Regions from separate parts of the Homo sapiens genome. Here region 1 is linked to region 2. Evidence: chromatin loops called from intact Hi-C (ENCODE). Cell type or tissue: heart right ventricle. All regions are shown on one strand. Each heading gives the region's core, and the rest is flanking DNA. Links, peaks and the distances in the headings are about the cores only.

Region 1 (5,372 bases), core at 98-5,097, 1.7 Mb after region 2:
GTTGTGCTGTGGAGGGATGAGCTTGCTGTCAGGAGAAACATGGAAGCCTTGGGGAGCCGCTGGGCTGTTGGCTGAGACCTGGCCTTCTCTAGAAGGAATCCAAGACATCAGGTTCGTTAGAGGGAAGTCTTGACATCTTTGGGTTCTGGTGGCCAGGACTCTGAGACCCGTCGGGACAAGAGGGGTGGGCAGGGCGAGGGCCTGCAGGGAGCTGGGGCAGGGCTGGTGAGATGAGAAATGGGGGTGAGGAGAGGAAGGAGCTCTTGGCCAGTGAGGACCCACGGATAGGTGTGCACTTGGTGAGGGCAGGTCCTATTGACCGCTGCATTCTTGGTGTCTGGCCTGGGCTGGCCAGAGAAGGCTCTGGAAGGTCTTTGTTGAGCTGGGAGGTGTAAGAGCGTGTTGGGGTGGTTCTATGGGGATGACCATCAGTCATGGTCATCTCCTACCTACCTAAGGGGTAGGTGCCTTAGACCTACCCCTCCACCCCCAACGCTACAACCCCAAGGCTGCTCCCCCAAAGTTGTGCCATATCCCACTGGGGATGACCAGTCGGGCCTGGGCGAGGGGTCCTTGTGGGATGAGAAAGCATGGGCTGCTGGGGACAGAGGCTGGAGAGGGAGGTTGAGGTGGGCCTTGGCCTCCCACAGGGTGACGTGGTGTCCACACGGGGCACAGTGGGGTCCAAGCGGCCCTTTGGCCCCCAGGCTTTTTCCTGTCCCAACCTGGCTGCACCTCTGAAACTCTGGGAACAAGGAAGGGGGACCCAGTATGTGCCCAGGTGGCCTGGACAGACGGCCCTACTGGAAACCTGTCCCTGGGTGCACGGAGTATCCCTGTGTGCCTGGGCCCTGGGGAGGGGCTGGGCATGGAGCCCTGGGAAGCTGCTCCCGGGCTTCAGTTTTCCACTCTGTACAGTGTCCAGTGGGACTCCAGCTCCATTCTGGCCTGTCTTTAGGCCACCAGGCCCTGGGGTCGAGCCTGGGGAGGGACAGCGGCAGGAATAGAGAGGCTCCGCCTCCACCTGATGGGGGTCCCCTACTTAGTGACATGCTCTGGTCTGGTCCCTGGGGTCCCAGGATGAGCTGACCAGGCAGGATTAGGGACCACGTCCTTCTGGGGATGTCCATCCACCCAGGGGCCCCAGGGCACAGGTGGGCCTGGAGTATCCCAGCCTGTGCAGATGGCATGTTCGCAGGGACCGTGCCTGTGACCAAGCCCTGGGGCGTGCACATACCCCTCTAGTCCTTGCCTCCTGCTCCCGGGATCTTACACCCTCGGCCAAACCCAAAGCCCCAAGCCAGTCTCAGAAGAGCCCAGGAACCCCGGGAAGTGTTACACGGGCTCCTTTGCGGTTTCACCTTTCCATTGCACAACCAAACCCTCCGTTTTGTTTGCCAGCAGTTTTTAGCTAGCGATGGCACCCAGCTTTCCCCCGGGACCCTCACGCAAATGTTGGCATGGAGCCAGTAGCTGCTGGGGTCTCCTGGGCAGAGCTGGCCTTAGCCTCCCGGGCCATCCAGCTCAGGGCTGTGCCGCCCAGCATCCAGGCTGGCCTGGGGCACCACTGCCACCCTCCTCCATGCCTGGCAGCTCGGGGACTAGGCTTTGAGAGGCCACAGACACTTACCATAATCCCAGGAGAGTGCCCTGGGCTGTGCGTGGGAAGCTTTCTGGGCCAGGTGCCACAAGGACTCCACGAGTCTACAGCCAGCGGCGTGTCAGGCCATGATGACGATTCCTGACATTCAGGCCCTGGCCAAGTCAGGCTTCTGGTCCGGGGGTTCCTCCTTGTCCTGGGCACTCGTCCTGCATGTTCCTGTCTCTGCCTTTTGCCCATACCCTGCCTTCCCCTCTCTGCCACATGACCTCCCTGAGAGCCCCCATCTCTCTTGTGAAGCCACATGCCAGTCCATGGGGCACTGCCAGCTTTTGGAGACAGAGTCTCATCGCTGTGGCCGGCAGGGCCCTCTTCTTGGGTGAGTGCAATTCTTGTCACTGTGGCCAGCAGGAAGCTCCTCTTGGGTGAGTGCATGGGGGGTCCTGCTGATTGTTTGGTCATGGCCAGGCTGGCGAGTGGGGCGCTGCTCTGTTCCAAACCCCCCAGGGTTCCCCAGCACCTTTGGTCCCAGTCCAAGCTCTGTGGCCTGGTTCTCTGGGTCCTCGCCATCCTGCCTGCTCCCGTGGCCCTCTCCTCTGACATCCACACACCCAGGCTCCTGCCATGCTGGAAAGTGTAGCGCCTGGCCACACCTTGCCTTAGCTGGGCTGGCTTCTCGGTGAGGAGCGCCACCTCCTTTCCTCCCTGCTGCATTTCCGTACCCAGCTCAAATGTCAGTTCTTCCACACAACTTCCAGACCTTCCCAGGGGCTCATTTTTTTCCCTCCTCCGTGGTTTCAGTCCATCTCGGGGCATCTGATTCAGTAGGCACCATGCTAGGCCCCTCCCACACAGCACCTCCTTAGCCCCCACCCGAGGTGGGTCTGTCATCAGCAGGTCAGGGGACTGGGCTGGGGTTCAGCCCCCTTTCCTCATCACCCAGCCGGTAAAGGCAGGAGCTGGTGCAGGGCCCAGCCCCAGGAGGGGCCAGGTGGGACGTGCTGCAATCACAGCCTCACCACCCACTGGGCAGGAAGCCAGCCTGGGAGCCAGAAAGCCTCAAACCACAGGCGGCGGCTCTCACAGGGAGGCTGGCAGCCACCACCTGGCGAGGCCCCAAGCTGCTGCCTGGCTGAGCCAGGGGCTGCTCCAGGCACACTCTGGCCTCGGCTCCCATCCAGCCTGCCAGGCAGCCTCCTCCCCGGGGACCTGGTTGGGAGTTCCACTGGCCCGGGCCTCCTCAGAAGACTTACCGGGTGAGTCAGTTACTACCCGCACCTGGCAGCCTCCTGCTGACCAGGAGCCTCCCCAGCCTCCCCAGAAGCTTCCCTTGTTTGTTCCTTCACCCAGGACCTTGTCCAGTCATGGCTGGGAGCTCTTGCTTGCTTAGGGCCAGGGTGGCTGCAGAGGGGATGGATAGCTTTGCACTGGCCCCAGGAGCTCCCTGGGCAGCTGGCGAGGGCTCAGGGTGTGCAGTCAGCATGGAGCTGGAAGGCAGGACCCCAGGCAATGGTTGGGGTGTAGGAAAGAGGGTTGATGGAGCGGGGGCTTGCAGGAGGGACTAGATGGGGCTGATGTGGGCAGCAAGCGGGGATGAGCCAGTCCTAGGCTGAGAAGCCCCAAGGCAGGGGCTGGGACCGGCTGGGGCTGCTGGAAGGAGACAGTGGGGGCTTGTCAAAGCCAGCCTGGCCTCCCACCTCCCCTGGAGCCCACGGGGAAGCCTCAGCCTCTGCCATCAGGCTGGTCTTCCAGGGGCCCCAAGGCTTGGCATGGGCCAGACTCTGGGCGCTTGCTGCTTCTGCTGCCCTCCGGGAACTGTCTCCCCACTGCCCCAGGCAGGCCTACCGCTTGCACAGTGGTGCTGGAAGGCGTTCCTCAATACTCCAACATGAGCCTCAGTTTCCCCTTCTAAATGATGAGCATCTCATAGTTGCTAGGAGGGTGAAGGGCCTCATGTGTGGACCCCTGGCAGCATACCCAGCACACGGTGGAGCCCTGGCAGCTCTCAGTAACCATCCCACGTATCACCTGGGTGCTTGGCAGGCACAGACCCCGGACCCTGGGCCTGAGAGCATCCACTAGTCAGTCCACAGCAAAGCCAGTTGCGCCAGATTCTCATGCTCCACCAGGCCGGAGGACCAGGGACGCTTTTCCCCTCTGTGCCTCAGTTTCCAATCTGTTAGTGCAAGGCACTCCCACTGTGCACTGTTCTGCCCATCCACAAAGGACATAGTCCCCCGTAGAGGGCTCTGCCTGCCCTTCCCGAGCCACCGGCCCCAAAGGCGCACACCGCACTACCTCCTCCGTCTGCTGTCTTGGGCTCTGCAGCCATGCTGGTGGCTGGGGTGCAGCAGGGAGAGGACAGAGATCCCGGCTCTCCTGTCTTGAGGTCCACATTCCCGTGGGCTGACAGGAATGAACAAAGTAAGGGTGTGGAGTGCCAGCTGTGATGGCAGAGACAGGCGAGTGATGTACCCGCAGGCCCAGGAGCTCCAGCAGCCCCTGGAAGCGGGAAGAGGCAGGAGGGACCCTCCCGTAGCTCCTGGAGGAAGCCCAGCCCTGCTGACACCTGCATTTCTAAATTCTGGCCCCCCAGAATTGGGACAGAACCCATTTCTGTTGCTTTAAACCACCGAGTTTGTGGTCCTGTGTTGCACCCACAGGGGACGCAGATGCAGAGGACTCCTGGGTGAGATGAGAGTGTGGGGTGGGAGCAGAGGGGGCTCCAGCCCTTGCTCATCCTTTGCCAGGGCCCCTCTGGCTGCTGTCAGAGCATGGACACAAGAGTGGGCAGGGCTGGCCTGGCTGCAGGGCTTCCCTGGAGCCCACCTGCTGGTTCTGGGGTGGCCAGGCTCAGCAGAGGCGAAGCCAGCTGGGAAAAGGGCTTGGGAGCCGGACAGGAGCAGGCCCTGTTTTCCTGCCCGCACTGTACCATGCAGCTGTGCTCTGTAATTTGGGGCTGAGGCCACCACACCCCACTTCAGGTGGAGGTGAGCCTGGTAATTACAGCCTGGGGGCCAGCTCCCCAGCCCCCAGCCCCACAGGCCTCCGACCGGGGCTGTGCAGCCAGGACCCAGAATCCAAGCCCCTTCTTCCACCTCCACCCACATGTGAGGCCTGCAGGTTAGCCTGTGGCCCCCTCCAGAGTGTCACTCCGTTCACCCTTCCCAAGCCCCTCAGGGTGTCAGAGATAAAAAGATAATAAATAAGCAAAATTTCAAGTAAGTCATTACAGTAAAAATATAAATAAACCAAGCCCCTCAGGAGGTTGTGCTGTGGGCTGTACTGGGGCCCAAAACTCCCCAGAAGATATGACAAGTCATGGGCTTCCAAGAGTGTGGGGGCCGCCTGAGAGTTTTGGGGTCTGGAGGATGGGAGGGGCTTTTCCTGGTGTGGGAAGACCAGGTGCAAGGTGGTAAGGCGTGGGACAAGGTTTGAGTGAGGGTCCTGGAGGCGCTGGCTGACCCCTGCAGGCCCTCCAGGCCTCCTACGTCCAGTGTCAGCAGGAAATTCCAGGCTGCAGTGGTCTTGGTGGGACCCTGCAAGGTGGCGGCCACTCTGAGCCCAGCCCCAGAATCCGATGTCTTCAAAGCTGCTGTGGCTCTTGTCCTGCCCTCAGCCCTGGACAGCCAAGCCCTGGACATACAAGTGTGCGCATAGACACGGCCCGCTTGCCTCTGTGCGCACTTGCCTGTGGGGATGGCAGTGGCGGTGGCTTTTCATCAGTCCAGATGTTGGAGGCTGCATAGCCAGATGAGCAGGCCTGTGGAGG
Region 2 (5,372 bases), core at 122-5,121:
TGGGCTGGGTGGCGGGTGACTAATCCAAGCTACGCAGGAGGCTGAGGCAGGAGAATTGCTTAAACCCAGGAGGCAGAAGTTGCGGTGAGCCGAGATTTTGCCACTGCACTCCAGCCTAGGTGACAGAGCGGGACTCTGTCTCAAAACAAACAAACAAACAAAAAAGGATCATAATCCATGACTAAGTGGGATTTATCCGAGGAAGGTTGGTTCAACATATGATCATTAATCATTGTAATACACTGTGGTAATATAATTTAAACAACAGAAAACCACATGATCACCTTTGTAAATACAGAAAAAACATTTGACACTTTTTCATGATAAAAACACTGAAGAAAGAATAAGAAGGAACCCGGAATAGCCAAAACAATCTTGAAAAACAACAAGTTGGAGGACCCTCAGGCTTCTCTCTTTTTTTTTTTTTTTTTTTTTGAGACGGAGTTTCACTGTTGTCGCCCAGGCTGGAGTGTAATGGCACGATCTCAGCTCACTGCAGCCTCTGCCTCCTGGGTTCAAGGGATTCTCCGGCGTTAGCCTCCCACATAGCTGGGATTGCAGGCATGCACCACCATACCCAGCTAATTTTGTATTTTTAGTAGAGCCGGGGTTTCACTATGTTGGTCAGGCTGGTCTCAAACTCCTGACCTCAGGTGATCCACCCACCTCTGCCTCACAAAGTGCTGGGTTTACAGGCATGAGCCACTGCGCCTGGCCTTCATGTTTCTCAATTTTATTTTATTAATTTTTTTGAGACAGGCCTCGCTGCAGTCACCCAGGCTGGAGTGCAGTGGCATGATCTCAGTTCACTGCGTCCTCCGCCTCCTGGGCTAAGCGATCCTCTCACCTCACCTCCCAAGTAGCTGGGACTACAGGCGTGCACCACCATGTCCAGCTAATTTTTGTAGTTTTTGTAGAGATGGGTTTTCATCGAGTTATCCAGGCTGGTCTCGAGCTTCTGGGCTCGAACAATCTGCTCTCCTTGGACTCCCAAAGTGCTGAGATTACAGGTGTGAGCAGCTGTACCTGGCTTTACTTCTCAATTTTAAAACTTACTATAAAGCAATAGTAATTGTGTTACTGGCACAAGGAGAGACATAGACCAATTGAATAGAAGTGAGAGTCCAGAAATAAACCCTCACATTTGTAGACAATTGATTTTCAACAAGGATACCAAAACAATTCAGTGAGGAAAGAATAGTCTTTTCAACATATGGTGCTGGGACAACTGGTTATTCACATGCAAAATAATGAGGTTGGATTCTTCACAGCATTTTTTAACTGCAAAAGTTAAAATTGATCAATTTTTTTTTTTTTTTTTTTGAGACAGAGTCTTGTTCTAATTGCCCAGGCTGGAGTGCAGTGGCACGATCTTGGCTCACTGCAACCTCTGCCTCCTGGGTTCAAGCGATTCTCCTGCCTTGGTCTCCTGAGTAACTGGGATTACAGGTGTGCGCCACCGTGCCCGGCTAATTTTTTTATATTTTAGTGGAGACAGGGTTTCACCATGTTAGGCAGGCTGATCTTGAACACCTGACCTCAAATGATCCGACTGCCTCAGCCTCTCAAAGTGCTGGGATTACAGGTGTGAGCCACTATGCCTGGCCACAAATTGATCAGATTTCTAAGTGCAAGACCTAAAATTATAAAACTGTTAGAAGAAACCTAGTTAGACAGTAATATCTTAGATAGGACACCAAAAGCAAAAGCAGAAAAGAAAAAATAGATAAGTTGGGCTTTTTCAAAATTAAAACCTTTTAGCCAGGCCTTTTAGTACATGCTTGTCATCCCAGCTACTCAGGAGGCTGAGGTCGGGGAATCATTGAGGTCATGAGTTAGAAGCTGTGGTGCACTATGATCGTGGCTATGAATAGGCCACTGCACTCTAGCCTGAGCGACATAATGAGACCCTATCTCTAAACAAACAAAGATGGCAGAAAAACATTTATATATCAAAGGGATATCATCAAAGTGAAAAGACCTGTAAGTGGAAGAAAATACTTGAAAATCATACATGTGATATAGGACTTGTATCCAGGATGTATAAATAACTCTTATAATTCAGTAGTAAGACAATAACTCATTTAAAAAGGGCCAAGGATTTGAATTGACATTTCTCCAGAGAAGATATGTAAGTGGTGTGATAATATGCTTAACATCATAAGTCATCAGGGAAAGGCAAATGAAAACCAAAATGAGATAACCACTTTATACCTATTTGAAAGATACAATAAAAAAAGACTAACAGGCTGGGCGCGGTGGCTCACGCCTTTAATCCCAGCACTTTGGGAAGCCGAGGCAGGCAGATCACGAGGTCAGGAGTTCGAGATTAGCCTGGACAACATGGTGAAACCCCGTCTCTACTAAAAATACAAAAAATTAGCCGGGCATGGTGGTGCCCACCTGTAGTTCCAGCTACTCAGGGGGCTGAGGCAGGAGAATCTCTTGAACCCGGGAGGCGGAGGTTGTGGTGAGCCGAGATTGTGCTACTGCACTCCAGCCTGGGTGACAGTGTGAGACTCAACAAAAACAACAAAAAAATACAGTAGTAAGTATTGAACCTGGAGAAGTTGGAACCCTCATACATTGCTGGTACAGCCCCTTTAGAAAACAGTTTGGTGGTTCCTCAAAATGTTAAACAGAGTTACGATATGACCCAGCAATTGCACATCTTGGGATTTACCGAAGAAAAATAAGACATAGACTTGTACACAAGTGAACATAACAGCATTATTCATAATGACTAAAATGTAGAAATAACCTAAAGATCTATTAACAATGAATGGGTAACCAATTGTGGTATATGCATACAATGGAATATTGTTCAACCATAAATTGGAATGAAGTACTAATATATGCTACAACACAGATGAACCTTGAAAATGTGCTAACTGAAAGAAGCCCGTCACCAAAGACCACATTTTTTATGACTCCATTCACATTAAATGTTCAGAATAAAAAAAAAATCCATAGAAAAAGATGAATGGTTCCCTAGGGATGGGGAGTAATCACTGATGGGTCTGGGATTTCTTTGGGGGGTGTAAGAATTTAGATAGTAGGGATGGTTGCAGAACATCACGGAATAGTCCACTGTAAATGAGTGAATTTTATGATGTTTGAATTGTGTCTCAATAAAACTTTAAAAAGTGAATTCCCTATTCAGCAAGTCTATTAGCACAATATTTTTCCTTTATTAATGCATAAGTAAAATACATTGTTAAACATAGGATGATGCAGACTGCTCATTGGAAATGAGTATAGTTTCTCATTTAGAATTAAGGCTTTTGGCTGGGTGCAGTGGCTCACGCCAGCATTTTGGGAGGCTGAGGCAGGTGGATCCCCTGAGGTCAGGAGTTCGTGACCAGCCTGGGCACATTGTGAAACCCCATCTCTACTAAAAATGCAAAAATTAGCCAGGCCTGGTGGCGTGCCCTTGTAGTCCCAGCTACTTGGGAGGCTGAGGCGAGAGAATCACTTGAACAGAGGCTGCAGTGAGCCGAGATTGTGCCACTGTACTTCAGCCTGGGCAACAGAACGAAACTCCGTATCAAAAAAAGGAATTAAGGCTCTTTAACATAACACTCGTACCTCGGTCCGTGTTGATTTATTTTCGCTGATTATTTTTGGTTACTTGATTCTAAGTTCACTCCCCAGCTTGATACTGATTAGTTCTTTTCACCTAAATCGTTGAAAATGAAGGACCTAGACATACTATTTTGCTTCTCAGTGTTGCAACCCTGACATCTCTTAGAGCACAAGAGTTAAAGTCTTATTATTTAATAGACGCCTAAGACCTTGGAGTTCATCATCCTGGGAAGAACAGGGGCTTAAATATAGGTTTGAACTTCTGTTCCTACCATTCAGGAGCTGTGGCACCTTGGGCAAGTTTTAAAATGCTCTGAGCTTTTTGAAAAATATACTCCCTGCTTTTCAGGGTTGTTTTGAAGGAAATAATCTATATAAGTTATTTAGCCTAATATCTGTCATATAAGCTTGAAAAAATGGTAACTTTTTTTTTATTACTCTGAGATTCGTTACGGAAACTATTACAGGATATCTTTTAATCTATATAAACTTCTTTGCAGGGATTATTTGGAGTAACCCAAGCCTCACAGCCTGGAGGTCTTTTTGGGACAGCTACAAACACCAGCACTGGGACAGCATTTGGAACAGGAACAGGTCTCTTTGGGCAGACCAATACTGGATTTGGTGCTGTTGGTTCGGTAGGTTTCTGCAGTTGACTGTAATTTGAAGATGTGTGTAAATTTGTTAAAAGGAATTTTCTTCTAAGGATTTGACTGTTTTGCAGGTATTTTTATTGGGTGTATTATTGCACCAGCCTAATATGATTTGATTCTGAGAACAAAAAATTATTTGATATAAAATGAAATTTCAGGTTAACTTCAGGTTTGTTTTCAATTAGTAAATTCTTTCCCTTTTAAAATTTCTTTGCCTCAGTGCTTATGTGCATCATACTTCTGATAGCATTGGTTAAATTGTTGAGTCTAAATTGAAATTCTTTTGCTTTATTTGAATCAGATAATTTTTAACTCCTAGTTCTTCCCTCTTTTGTAGGTGATAAATTGGTATGATGTTTGGGAATGAAATGTTTTTGGGGTTGATCAAATTGTTGAAATTGTTGAGGTACTCATGGAAGAAACTTTGAACTTGCTATTGTGAGTAGGTTAAAAAAATTAAAAAAGAGCCAGGCGCGGTGGCTCACGCCTGTAATCCCAGCACTCTGGGAGGCCGAGGTGGGTGGATCACCTGAGGTCAGGAATTCGAGACCAATCTGGCCAACATGGTGAAACCCCGTCTCTCCTAAAAATACAAAAAAAAAAAAAACCACTAGCTGGGTGTGGTGGTGGGTGCCTGTAATACCAGCTACTTGAGATGCTGAGGCAAGAGAATCACTTGAACCCAGGAAGTGGAGGTTGCAGTGACCCGAGATCGCGCTATTGCACTCTAGCCTGGGCAACAAGAGCAAAACTCTGTCTTAAAAAATAAAAAAGGAACACAAAGTCCCTAAAACATATGGTCCTGTTTTCATGGAGATTGAAATTTCTCTTTTCTTTTTTTAAACTTTGGACAGATAATTGAGGTAAGAAATTGAGAAAATTATATAATGCTTCAAGACATTCTAGTACTTCTGTTGTTGTTGTTGTTGTTGTTGTTGTTTTTGAAACCGAGTCTCGTTCTGTTGTCCAGGCTGTACTGCAGTGGCATGATCTCGGCTCACTGCAACCTCTCCCTCCCAGGCTCAAGCGATTCTCGTGCCTCAGCCTCCCAAGTAGCTGGGATTACAGGCGTGTGACACCATGCCAGGCTTTTGTTTTGTTTTTTGTTTTGTTTTGTTTTGTTTTTTTGAGACG

What was found. Peaks named below come from ENCODE experiments on the same cell type or tissue, not always from the same donor. Only the 100,000 strongest peaks of a DNase experiment are listed, where the experiment ranks them.
Region 1: a loop joins it to region 2, with 15 times the contacts of the local background. A loop is called at or near these places in 1 of 110 quality-filtered maps.

What each region holds. Positions count from the first base shown.
Region 1 is chr11:2,090,568-2,095,939 of GRCh38, reverse strand. No RefSeq gene overlaps it. Among named protein-coding and RNA genes, the nearest start is that of MIR483, 41 kb to the left of the region's middle. In heart right ventricle, for the core only: no CTCF peak of the experiment used is centred there; DNase peaks (open chromatin) are centred at 1,706 and 2,699.
Region 2 is chr11:3,761,753-3,767,124 of GRCh38, reverse strand. NUP98 (nucleoporin 98 and 96 precursor) reads left to right here. Exons shown (of 33, transcript NM_016320.5): 9 at 4,086-4,223. Among named protein-coding and RNA genes, the nearest start is that of NUP98, 33 kb to the left of the region's middle. In heart right ventricle, for the core only: no CTCF peak of the experiment used is centred there; no DNase peak of the experiment used is centred there.